2 separate regions of the Homo sapiens genome follow, and region 1 is linked to region 2. The links are chromatin loops, found by intact Hi-C in ENCODE. Cell type or tissue: breast epithelium. All regions are shown on one strand. Each heading gives the region's core, and the rest is flanking DNA. Links, peaks and the distances in the headings are about the cores only.

What was found. Hi-C counts contacts between places; a loop is a spot of excess contacts. Peaks named below come from ENCODE experiments on the same cell type or tissue, not always from the same donor. Only the 100,000 strongest peaks of a DNase experiment are listed, where the experiment ranks them.
Region 1: it touches region 2 in a loop (5-fold over the local background); 61 of 110 quality-filtered maps call a loop at or near these places.

What each region holds. Positions count from the first base shown.
Region 1 is chr3:53,297,503-53,302,884 of GRCh38, reverse strand. The region is part of intron 6 of DCP1A (decapping mRNA 1A); the gene reads left to right. Among named protein-coding and RNA genes, the nearest start is that of SNORD38C, 33 kb to the left of the region's middle. RefSeq lists an enhancer at 1,051-1,220. In breast epithelium, for the core only: a CTCF peak has its summit at 3,157 (motif pointing left); no DNase peak of the experiment used is centred there; H3K27ac peaks cover 431 bases.
Region 2 is chr3:53,722,993-53,728,374 of GRCh38, reverse strand. CACNA1D (calcium voltage-gated channel subunit alpha1 D) reads right to left here. Exons shown (of 48, transcript NM_001128840.3): 13 at 4,716-4,941; 14 at 4,376-4,583; 15 at 1,376-1,496. Among named protein-coding and RNA genes, the nearest start is that of CHDH, 120 kb to the left of the region's middle. In breast epithelium, for the core only: no CTCF peak of the experiment used is centred there; no DNase peak of the experiment used is centred there.

The DNA.
Region 1 (5,382 bases), core at 212-5,211, 430 kb after region 2:
TCAGGAGGCCAAGGCAGGCAGATCACCTGAGGTCAGGAGTTCGAGACCAGCCTGGCCAACATGGCGAAACCCCGTTTCTACTAAAAATACAAAATTAGCCGGGTGTGGTAATAGACACCAGTAATCCCAGCTATTCGGGAAGCTGAGGTAGGAGAAATTGCTTGAACCCGGGAGGTGGAGGTTGCAGTGAGCCGTGATTGCGCCACTGCACTCCAGCCTAGGCGACAGAGCAAGGCTCTGGCTCAAAATAAATAAGTAAATAAATAAAATAAAACAACCCTTCCTCACCTCCATCCTCTTACTGTACTTTATTTTCTCACTAAGGTTTCTAACCAGCTAAGATGGTTTCTGTTTTTGTTTTTTGTCTGTCTCCTGCCCACCAAAATATAAGCACCATGTAAAACAGTTTTGTTTTTTTGTTTTTAAGCTGTCTCTTACGGGAAAGAAGGGCAGTTTTATGAGCCTTGTTCATTGCTGTATCCTTAGCATGTAGCACTGTAAATATTTGTTGAATTAGTTCTCTTTATAACTGATAGTCTGATAAAAGAACAGATATCAAATAAAATCCGTAGGTTTTTAAGTAGACTTTTTGTTTTGAGATAATTACAGATTTATATGCAGTTGTAAGAAATAATGCAGAAAGATCCTATGTACCCATTACCCATTTGCCCATTGATAACATTTTGCAAAATATAGTACGATATGACAACCAGGATATTAACACAATCCACACATGTTGTTCAGATTTCCTTTGTTGTGTGTATATTCAGTTCTGTGTAATTTTATCTCATGTATAGCTTTTTGTATATCCACTACCACAGTCAAGATGCTAAATATTTTCATCACCCCCAAGATGTTTTGCCCTTTCATAAACACACTGACTTCCCTGTCATACCCTATTCTGCCTCTGCGTCTACCTCTGCCTCCCCGATCCCGCCATCGTTTAGCCCTGGCAACTATTAATCCATTTTCCAGTTCTATAATGTCATTTCAAGAATATTATATAAATGGAATCATATATATAACCTCTTGAGATTGTCTTTCTTCACTCAGCATAATTCCTGAACATTTCACTGAAGTTGTTACATGTATCAAGTTTGTTTCCTTTTATTACTGAGAGTATTACATGATACGCAAGTACTAAAATTTGTTTAACTGTTTTTGGCAACTCACTTACTGAAGAACATCTAGATTGTTTTCAGTTTTGGGTTATTACAAATAAAGCTCCTATGAACATTTATGTACAGGTTTTTATGTGAACATAAATCTTCATTTCTCTGAGATAAATGCCCAGGAGTGCAAATGTCAGGTCATTTGGTATTGCATGTTTTAGTTTAATAAGAAACTGCCTTGGGAGGCCAAGGCGGGTGGATCACTTGAGGTCAGGAGTTCGAGACTAGCCTGACCAACATGGTGAAACCCCGTCTCTACTAAAAATACAAAAATTGGACGGGCATGGTGGTGGTGGTACCTGAATCCCAGCTATTCGGGAGGCTGAGGCACGAGAATCGCTTGAACCTGGGAGGCAAAGGTTGCAGTGAGCTGAGGTCATGCCATTGCACTCCAGCCTGGGCAACAAGAGCAAAACCCTGTCTCAAAAAAAAAAGAAAGAAACCACCAAACTGTTTTCTAGGAAGTCTGTACAGTCTTACATTCACATCAACAATGTATCCAAAAATGTTTTTAGATATTTAGATAATTAATTTAAACCAAATTTTGTATTCTACCTTCCCATACCCCATTTTTACTGTATCTGGATTTAGGATCATCATCCAGGAGTGTGCAGTGGGCTTACTACTTCCCCTTTCTAAATCATGAATCACTTCATCTTCCTTTTGTGAATCATGAAGTTAAGGATTATTGTACCGCCTAATGCAGATTTGTTGTGAGACCCTAAGGAAGAAATGGACCAGAAAAAAATGACTTAAGAATTATAAGGTCAGGCATGGTGACTCACACCTGTAATCTCGGGACTTTGGGAAGTGGAGGCAGGCGGATCCCTTGAGTCCAGGAGTTTGAGAACAGCCTGGCCAACATGGTGAAACCCTGTCTCTAATAAAAATACAAAAATTAGCCGGGTGTGGTGGTGCACGCCTGTAATCACAGCTACTCAGGAGGCTAAAGTGGGAGGATCACTTGAAACCAGGAGGTGGAGGTTATAGTGAGCCAAGATCGCACCACTGCACTCCAGCCTGGGCGACCAAGGGAGACCCTGTTTCAAAAATCCAACAACAAAAAAAAGAATCAGCCAGGCACAGTGGCTCACGCCTGTAATCCTAGCACTTTGGGAGGCCAAGGCAAGTGGATCACCTGAGGTCAGGAGTTCAAGACCAGCCTGACCAACATGGTGAAACCCCATCTCTACTAAATAGAAAAGAAATTAGCCAGGGGTGGTGGCACATGCCTGTAATCCCAGCTACTTGAGAGGCTGAGGCAGGAGAATCGCTTGAACCCGGGAGGCGGAGGTTGCAGTAAGCTGAGATTGTGCCATTGCACTCCAGCCTGGCCAACAAGAGTGAAACTCCATCTCAAAAAAAAAAAAAAAGTCATAAAGCACTGTCCATTGAAAGATGAAAAATGAGTGTGACAAGCCATAGATGCTAAGCCTTTCAACAATAGCACTGCGTCTGTAGACATACAGAACTCAAGTGGTACAGACAGTGCTGATGTGTTATTCCGTCATTTTTCATATACTTTTAAAACTTCACGTTTGGTCGGGCATGGAGGCTCACACCTGTAATCCCAGCACTTTGCACTTTGGGAGGCCGAGACAGGCAGATCATGAGGTCAGGAGTTTGAGACCAGCCTGGCCAACATGGTGAAACCCTGTCTCTACTAAAAATACAAAAAGTAGCCGGGCGTGATGGCATACGCCTGTAATCCCAGCTACTCAGGAGGCAGAGGCAGGAGAATTGCTTGAACCCAGGAGGGGGAGGTTGCAGTGAGCCAAGATCGTGCCACCACACTCCAGCCTGGGCGACAGAGCAAGACTCCATCTCGGGGTGGGAGGAAGACTCCATTATTTAGGTTATAGTGACAAAATTTTATGAAATACTGAGATCTGGATATTGTCAGAAGTCATGTGATTGACTAAAGTTAGTTTAAATTTATCATCAGCCGCCACAGGCAGATACTACATTTGTTTAGTAACACTGCCATCTAGTGCTGAGGAGCAAGTACTGCTGTCAAGCCTTAATAGTATTACATTCCATTTCAGTTGCATAATTCACTTGTTTAAACTTTTCTTGGGATTGTTTCTGTAGTGTATTTTGTTATTGTTTGTTTCCTATGTTCAAGAATAGTGCCTATCTTATAGTGTGCCCACTGCAGTGACCAGTAGCTCCAAACAGACATGTAAAATTCTCTAAACATCAATTCTCCGTGGGATGAGGAGTGAACCATATTAAACCTGATGCTGAAGATGATAATTTTGTCCTGTGCTGTACATGCTGTTGCTCGCTGAATGCCATTTCCTGAGCTAAACGGTCAGACTAACACTTGATCTACATGAAGTATTAAAAAACTCAGAATCCTAACTTGAAGCATGTTCAAGCATGAGGAAAGAATAACATTTTACCTTTTCTGTGGATGATGGAAGGTTAATTCATGAATAAATAAGCCCAGCTACTAGAGGAGGGCAACCAGTTTTTCTTATCAGAAACAGAAAAGAATGCAGAGACTGTGAAACTTTTGGGAATTTGTGTGAAGAGAAATATTCTGCTCACCCAGGCTCCTATGACAAATTCAACCAGTTAGGTATAATCATGTGTCATTTAACAATGGGAATACTTTCTGAGAAATGTGTCATTAGGCGATTTCATTCTCCGAACATCATAGAGTGTATTTATACTTTCACAAACCAAGAAACCAAGATGGCATTGCCTACTAACACCTAGGCTCGATGGGATAGCCTATGGCTTCTAGGCTACAGACCTGTGCAGCACATTACTGCACTGCGTATTATAGGCACTTGTAACACACTGGTATTTGTATATTTAACCATAGAAAAGGTTTAGTAAAAACACAATATTATATTCTTATGGGACCACTGTTGTATATGCAGTCCATCATTGACCAAAACATGGTTTGTGCCAAATGATAGTATTTCCAAACGTTGATGCATTTTGATCTGTAGCCACCTCAGTTATTCAAACCTTAGCTGTACCTGTTTTCCGGAGGTAAGTATCACCATCCAGGTGATTAGGTAACCTATACTTTGCTGAATTGACATCTCCATATGGTGGCACACTGCTTAAGAATGTAGACTGTATTGTTAGAACTGAGTTGGAGTCTGGTTCTTTTGTTGTATTTGGGCATCATCTATAAAGTAGCAATAATAATTTACCTACTCTAGCAGATGAATAGAGTAATACATGTAAAGTGCTTAGCATATCGCCTCCCACATAGTAAGCATTCTGTGTATGATGATTCATTATTACCATCACAAATTCGTTTATTCTCTCTTATATGAGAAAACCTCCAAAACTGTAATGCTTTACCATACTCCCCATTCTAGAGAAAGTTAGAGAATCTGTCTGGCCTCGCAGTAGTTATAGGGAGGCAGCATAGAGAATCTAGAAACTTTCTGCTGCTTTTAAAGTCAGGGGTCAGGGTTCTACCATATGGTGGTTTCATATTTTAATTTAAAGTAGGTGTGTGTGTTTGTAGAGACAACGTCTCACTCTGTTGCCCAGGCTAGATTGCAGTGGCCTGATCATAGCTCACTGTAACCTCAAACTCTTGGGCTTAAACAATCCTCCTGCCTCAGCCTCCCAAGCAGCCAGGACCACAGGTGCACACCACCTTGTGCAGCTAATTTTTAAATTTTTTGTAGAGGCAGGGTCTCAATATGTTGACCAGGCTGATCTTAAACTCCTGGCTTCAAGCAATGCTTCCGCCTAGGCCTGCCAAAGTGCTGAGATTATAAGCATGAGGCACTCTGCCTGACTTAAAGTAGATTTTTGGCTGTTCAAAGTTAATTTATGTTTCACTGGACAAGGAAAAATTGCTGTCTGGATTATGCCTCAGGTGTATTTTGTGATGAGGTTTCTCCATGTCCTGCCATTTGATTATTCCTTTTCTTAAATTTCTGCAACATAGACCCAATCTGATCTCTGTTTTTCAAAGTAGTTTATACCTAAATATTGGTTTGTGTGTTTGTATACATATGTCTGTAATAGAATGGGGTGGTTATGAGCTGTTTAATTTGCATTAATAAGAATTAGTCTTGTTGGCCAGGCACGGTGGCTGTAATCCCAGCACTTTGGGAGCCGAGGCAGACAGATCACCTGAGGTCAGAAGTTCAAGAACAGCCTGGCCAACATGGTGAAATGCCATCTCTACTAAAAATACAAAAATTAACTGAGCGTGGTGGTGCATGTC
Region 2 (5,382 bases), core at 304-5,303:
CTGAGGTCAGGAGTTTTAGACCGGCCTGGTTAACATGGAGAAACCCCATCTCTACTAAAAATGCAAAAATTAGCTGGGCATGGTGGTGCACACATGTAATCCCAGCTACTCAGGAGGCTGAGGCAGGAGAATCACTTGAACCCAGGAGGCGGAGGTTGCAGTGAGCCGAGATTGCACCACTGCACTCCATCCAGCCTGCGTGACAGAGTGAGACTCCTTCTATAAAATAATAATAATAAATAAATAAAAATCCAGTAGACAGAAGAACCTACAGGCAGTAAGAGACGTGGATAAAATCTGAGGGGGAGCTCAGAGGTAGAAGAACCTTCTCTGGGTGGGAGACAGGGCAGGGGTGGCTCTTGTGGAGGGGGCCTTAGAGCCGAGTCAAGGGACTACAAGGATGTATATGTGTTGAGATGGGGTTTTTATAAAATACCTTATAGCACAAAGCATTGTCCTTGTAGAAAAGGGGGCAGGTTTGCACTGAGGTTACCACACTGAAGAAAATTTATCAGTGAGCCAGACAAGATAAAGAAGAAAACACCTACAGAGATCTGGGCCACCTTAGAAGCAGAATCCAGATTAGGACCTTTTAAAATGGAAGGGTGAAAACCCAGATGTAGTATCATGAGTGTGTACGTCGTTCATGCATCAAACATTCATTAAAGGCCTCTGTGTACCAGGTCTGGTGCTAGGCATGGAGGACCTGGAGATAAAACACCGAGAACCAAAGGCTATAGGATCAGGAAGGGTCTGAATGAGGTAAATACAGATCTAAGGGCCAATTCCAGAAGTCTAGGATTAGAGGGTGCCTCTCGACAGGGAAAAGGGGTAAAGTAAGGCAGAGAGAAGTTATGCAGCATGATTTAGCAGCTAGCCAATGGACACTTGATCCGCAAAGATGGACAGATCAGCAAAGTGAAATTAGCCCAGGGGAGCACAGATCAGTCCACAAAGATGGCTCTCATCAGTCACGAAGGGTCTTAGGAAGTCACAGATGGACGCCTAAGCTCCCAATAATGATAACATAAAGAACCACCTGGCCTTGCGCTCAGCCATCCCTCGGGACCTGTACAGGAGACATGATGCCAAACTGAGTGACCTCTGGGACCAGTATGTGTGCTGTCTCACGCTCCTTCCCTGGGCTTGCTTCTCTTAGCCAGAGCGCATCCCTCAAAGCCTCTCTGGAATTCTGCTTACAGGACGCTGTCCCCCAGCAGCATGGAAGAAAAGCAGATATTGAGCTAATAAGGTAAAGGCATTTACCTCCCTGCCACAACTACTACCACCACCATCACCACAGAGAAATGCAGAGGAAGAAAAACAAAACCAGATAACGACGGCAACAACAAAGCCTGGTCGGCTTGAAGGATACAGTTACCACAAATGAAGAGGATGATGAAGTAGATGCAGACGATCATTCCTGAAGAGGATGGGCCCCCGTAAGCCATGATGCCATCGTACATCACAGCATTCCAGTCTTCGCCTGTCAGGATCTGAGAAGCCAAACTGGTATCAGCCAGCAGGTGGATTCACAAATTGCAGCCGCTCTCTTAGAGCCCCTCGGTGGCTGCCTAGATCTGGTTTAAGCTGCCTTTCACAGTCCAGTTTGCACTGAACAAATCCATCTGTTATCCCATGGAATTTCTAAAACACTGTTTTTTAATTACACAAATAGATAATTCTTTGAGTGAAAAAAAATAACCTTATTATTAAGACTTAAGTGTTTGTTTGTTTTTGAGATGGAGTCTCGCTCTATTGCCAGGCTGGAGTGCAGTGGCTTGATCTCAGCTCACTGCAACCTCCACCTCCCCGGTTCAAGCAACTCTCCTGCCTCAGCCTTTCAAGTAGCTGGGATTACAGGTGACCACCACCACACTCGGCTAATTTTTATATTTTTAGTAGAGAGAGTGTTACAGCAGTTGGCCAGGCTGGTCTCGAACTCCTGACCTCAAGTGTTCCGCCCACTTCAGCCTCCCAAAGTGCTGGGATTACAGGCATGAGCCACCTCACCCAGCCAAGATTTATGTGCTTTTTGATTACACCCCAGCCCAGTTTTAGTCCCTTCCCCAGAAAGCATGCTCTTTCTGTGTCTCTCTGGAACCTTCAACTACAGATTTAAACACGTTTACACACAAAGAAAACAAGCACTAGGTGTCTTCTCTGAGTTTTCAGACATAAAGGATATCATGCTATGCAAAGTTTTCTGCAACTGGCTTGTTTTTTCATTCAACAACATACTCTGGAGACCCTCTGTGTCAGAAGGTGCATCTCATTCTTTTAACTGCTGCATAGCATTCCACATAGTCCATCAACTGTGGAAATGGATAATTATACCTATGAAATTACAAAAGCAGGAAATTCTAAATGTCTCATGTAAATTTACAAAACTACCTCAAGAGTAGATATCACCAATGACCTGAAATTTAATCTTCTCTACTGATCATACTTGATAATTCAATCCATGATGAAATAGAATCAGATGAATAAGAACAGTAATGAAAAAAATGCTATCTTCCGACGACAGACAGAGCTCCTTTATCTTCAATCTGAACTAGATATTTTTAAAATTTAAACTGTTATGGATCACAACCAAACAAAAATGGGCAAATGATTTGAAAAGATAAAGTAATTCACAGAAAAGGCACTACTGATGGCTCTGAGTCATAGGAAAAGACGTTCAACCTCACTCCTGATAAGAACAGTATCTTTTAAAAGTACAATGAAATGCCATTTTCACCTAACTGATGGGCATCCCAAAGCATGCTCTCCACTGAGGGGAGAGGCAGTGAGGCAATGGGCAGTGTGAAGACAATGAGCTAATACAACCATAAGGAGAGCACTTGGGCACGTGTGTCAACATTTAAAATGGACACACCCTCTAAAGCAGCAATTCCATCTCTGGGAGTTTATCCCACAGATCTACAGCCAACACATGTGCCCTCTGATGCGTGTTCAGGGTCACCTACTGGAGCCCTGTGTATGTGGGCTAAGACCAGACAGAACTCAATGCTTGTCAGCAAGGGACTGGTCATATGAACAACGGCACATCTACCACCGCATGGACGCAGCGTTTCAAAGGAGGGGCAGCCTTTTATGGACCAAGCAGGAAGGCTCTTGAGGACACTCAAAGTGATAAAAGCAAGATGCAAAACAGCACGTACAGTGAGCTCCTGTCTGTGGAAAGTCTCCTATAGGTAGCTTAACTGAGTTGTAGCTATCAGAAAATGCAGATCTAAGAATTCACAAGAAACTGTTTAATGGTGGTTGCTTCCTAGAAGAGGAAATTTGTGGCTGGCTGGGAGAATTATTATTCATTTGTAACATTAGAATTTTGTGCCATATGCATGCATTACCAAAAAAAAAAAAAGACACCAGTTTCTCTGAAAGAAATTTTTTTTTAAAAAAGAATCACTGATCAGCAGCCAAAATTTAAGTATAATTCAAACAACAATACTATGGCTTACAGCAGATTATATATACCTGAAAATGACCAAGTGGGAGAGAATTGTCCAGATCATTCCCTTTGGTCTCTGGATTTCTTCAGAAATGGGTAAGTGACTCATCCACAGCAGAGAGCTGGGCATGGAAAGGGCCACCACAGGACCCAGCTGTCTGCTGCCTTTCCTCTCTGGCAGGGCTCTGCAGCTCACATCACACAGGAAAAGCAATGAGGACAGGTGGGTCTTTTAAACTTCCCCATCAGACCCTGTCCAAGGAGGAGGGTTTTGAGCACCTCAGCGTAGAGTCAGGGGAGCATGTGCTGCTGCTCTGAGCAGCAGAGCCATCGGTGCCTCTCTGCAACCACCGCTCCCTTCTCAGCTACTGCCTGCAGAGGCCCCACAGGACAGGCACCCTCAGAATCTTTGTGTCCTCACTGCATCCCAGGAGGAGGACAGAAGGGACCAATGGCTGCCACAGTTCCTACCACTCTGATTCCTCCAACTACACACCAAAGCATGGAGGCATGAGAATTCACTTCTTGTGTAAATCTATTATAACTAGGATTATGAACTGGCCTGCCATCAAAAAGTACCAAAGAGAAAAGAATTTTAGAGTCTATTTCAAAGAAACCTCATAAAATCAATCAAAAAGTTTTCTTGGAAGAGCTTGAGTGTGAAAAACGGTTTTTTTGGTTTATTATTTTGTAATGTAGCTAGAAGTCTTTAAAAAAATTACATCACTTAAGATAGACAGCTGGAGGATGATGCAGAACGAATAACTTAAATGGCACAAAATTTACCAGGCTATGATTAGGGCAGAGATGAACAAAAATGGAGTCCTTTTGTCTTCCTGAGTGTGAGCAGACAAGAAGGCAGAGGAGTTTTAGCTGCTGCTCACGAAGTGCTTTTCGGGGAATGGAGGGAGGACTCACCTGGAACACTGTGAGAAGTGCTTGAGGGAAATTGTCAAAGGTGCTCCGCTTGGTTTGCGTTTCATCAAAATTAAACTTGCCGCCAAACAGCTGCATCCCAAGCAAGGAAAAGATGATAATGAAGAGAAAAAGCAGAAGCAACAGCGAAGCGATGGACTTCATGGAGTTTAATAAGGATGCCACTAAGTTGCTCAGGGAAGTCCAGTGCCTATAAGTCAAGATGAGGGTGTCAGCTCAGAACACCCATGCAGGACAGAGCAGAACATCACCTGCCCGGGGATGTGACTGGTTGCCGCCTCATGTTCATAAAACATTTGCAGTGGGACCCACATTTCCTTACCTGGTCACTTTGAAGATTCTTAAGAGGCGCACACACCGAAACACAGAGATCCCCAGGGGAGACATGATTTCCAGTTCCACCAAGATCGTCTCAGTGATTCCACCACACACCACGAAGCAATCAAACCGGTTGAAAAGAGAGACGAAATATGCTTGGAGGCCCAAGCTGTACATTTTTACCAGCATCTCGCAGGTGAACAGAGCCAAGAGGACTTTGTTGGCAATATCTGGAAAGACAAAGGGGCACCCATCCTCAGGGTCTCCTGCAAGACACTCAGACTGCTCGTGCCCCTCACACCTCCCTCCCTATCAGGCCCCACAGGAAATACGCCAATACCTTGTCTCTCTCTTCACTACCTCACTCAGGACAGAAACGTGGCCTTCGCGTGGACAGTCTGTCCACCAGGTTCTGGTCCTGCTTCTGCTACTAGCTATGTGTGTGACTCTGGAGAAGTTACTTGATTTCTCCAGGTCTCAGTGTCACTGATGACAAAATGGGAAGGGGCAGCTCATCACATAATCTCTGACTCCTTCCAGCCCTAAAAGCCTACGATTCTGCGTTGACACCATCAGGTTATACATATTTTTTCATTCAATCACACAGAAAAGATCTGTCTGAATTCATTTATGGCATGACGATATCAGAAGCAGTCACCTATCAATGTCAT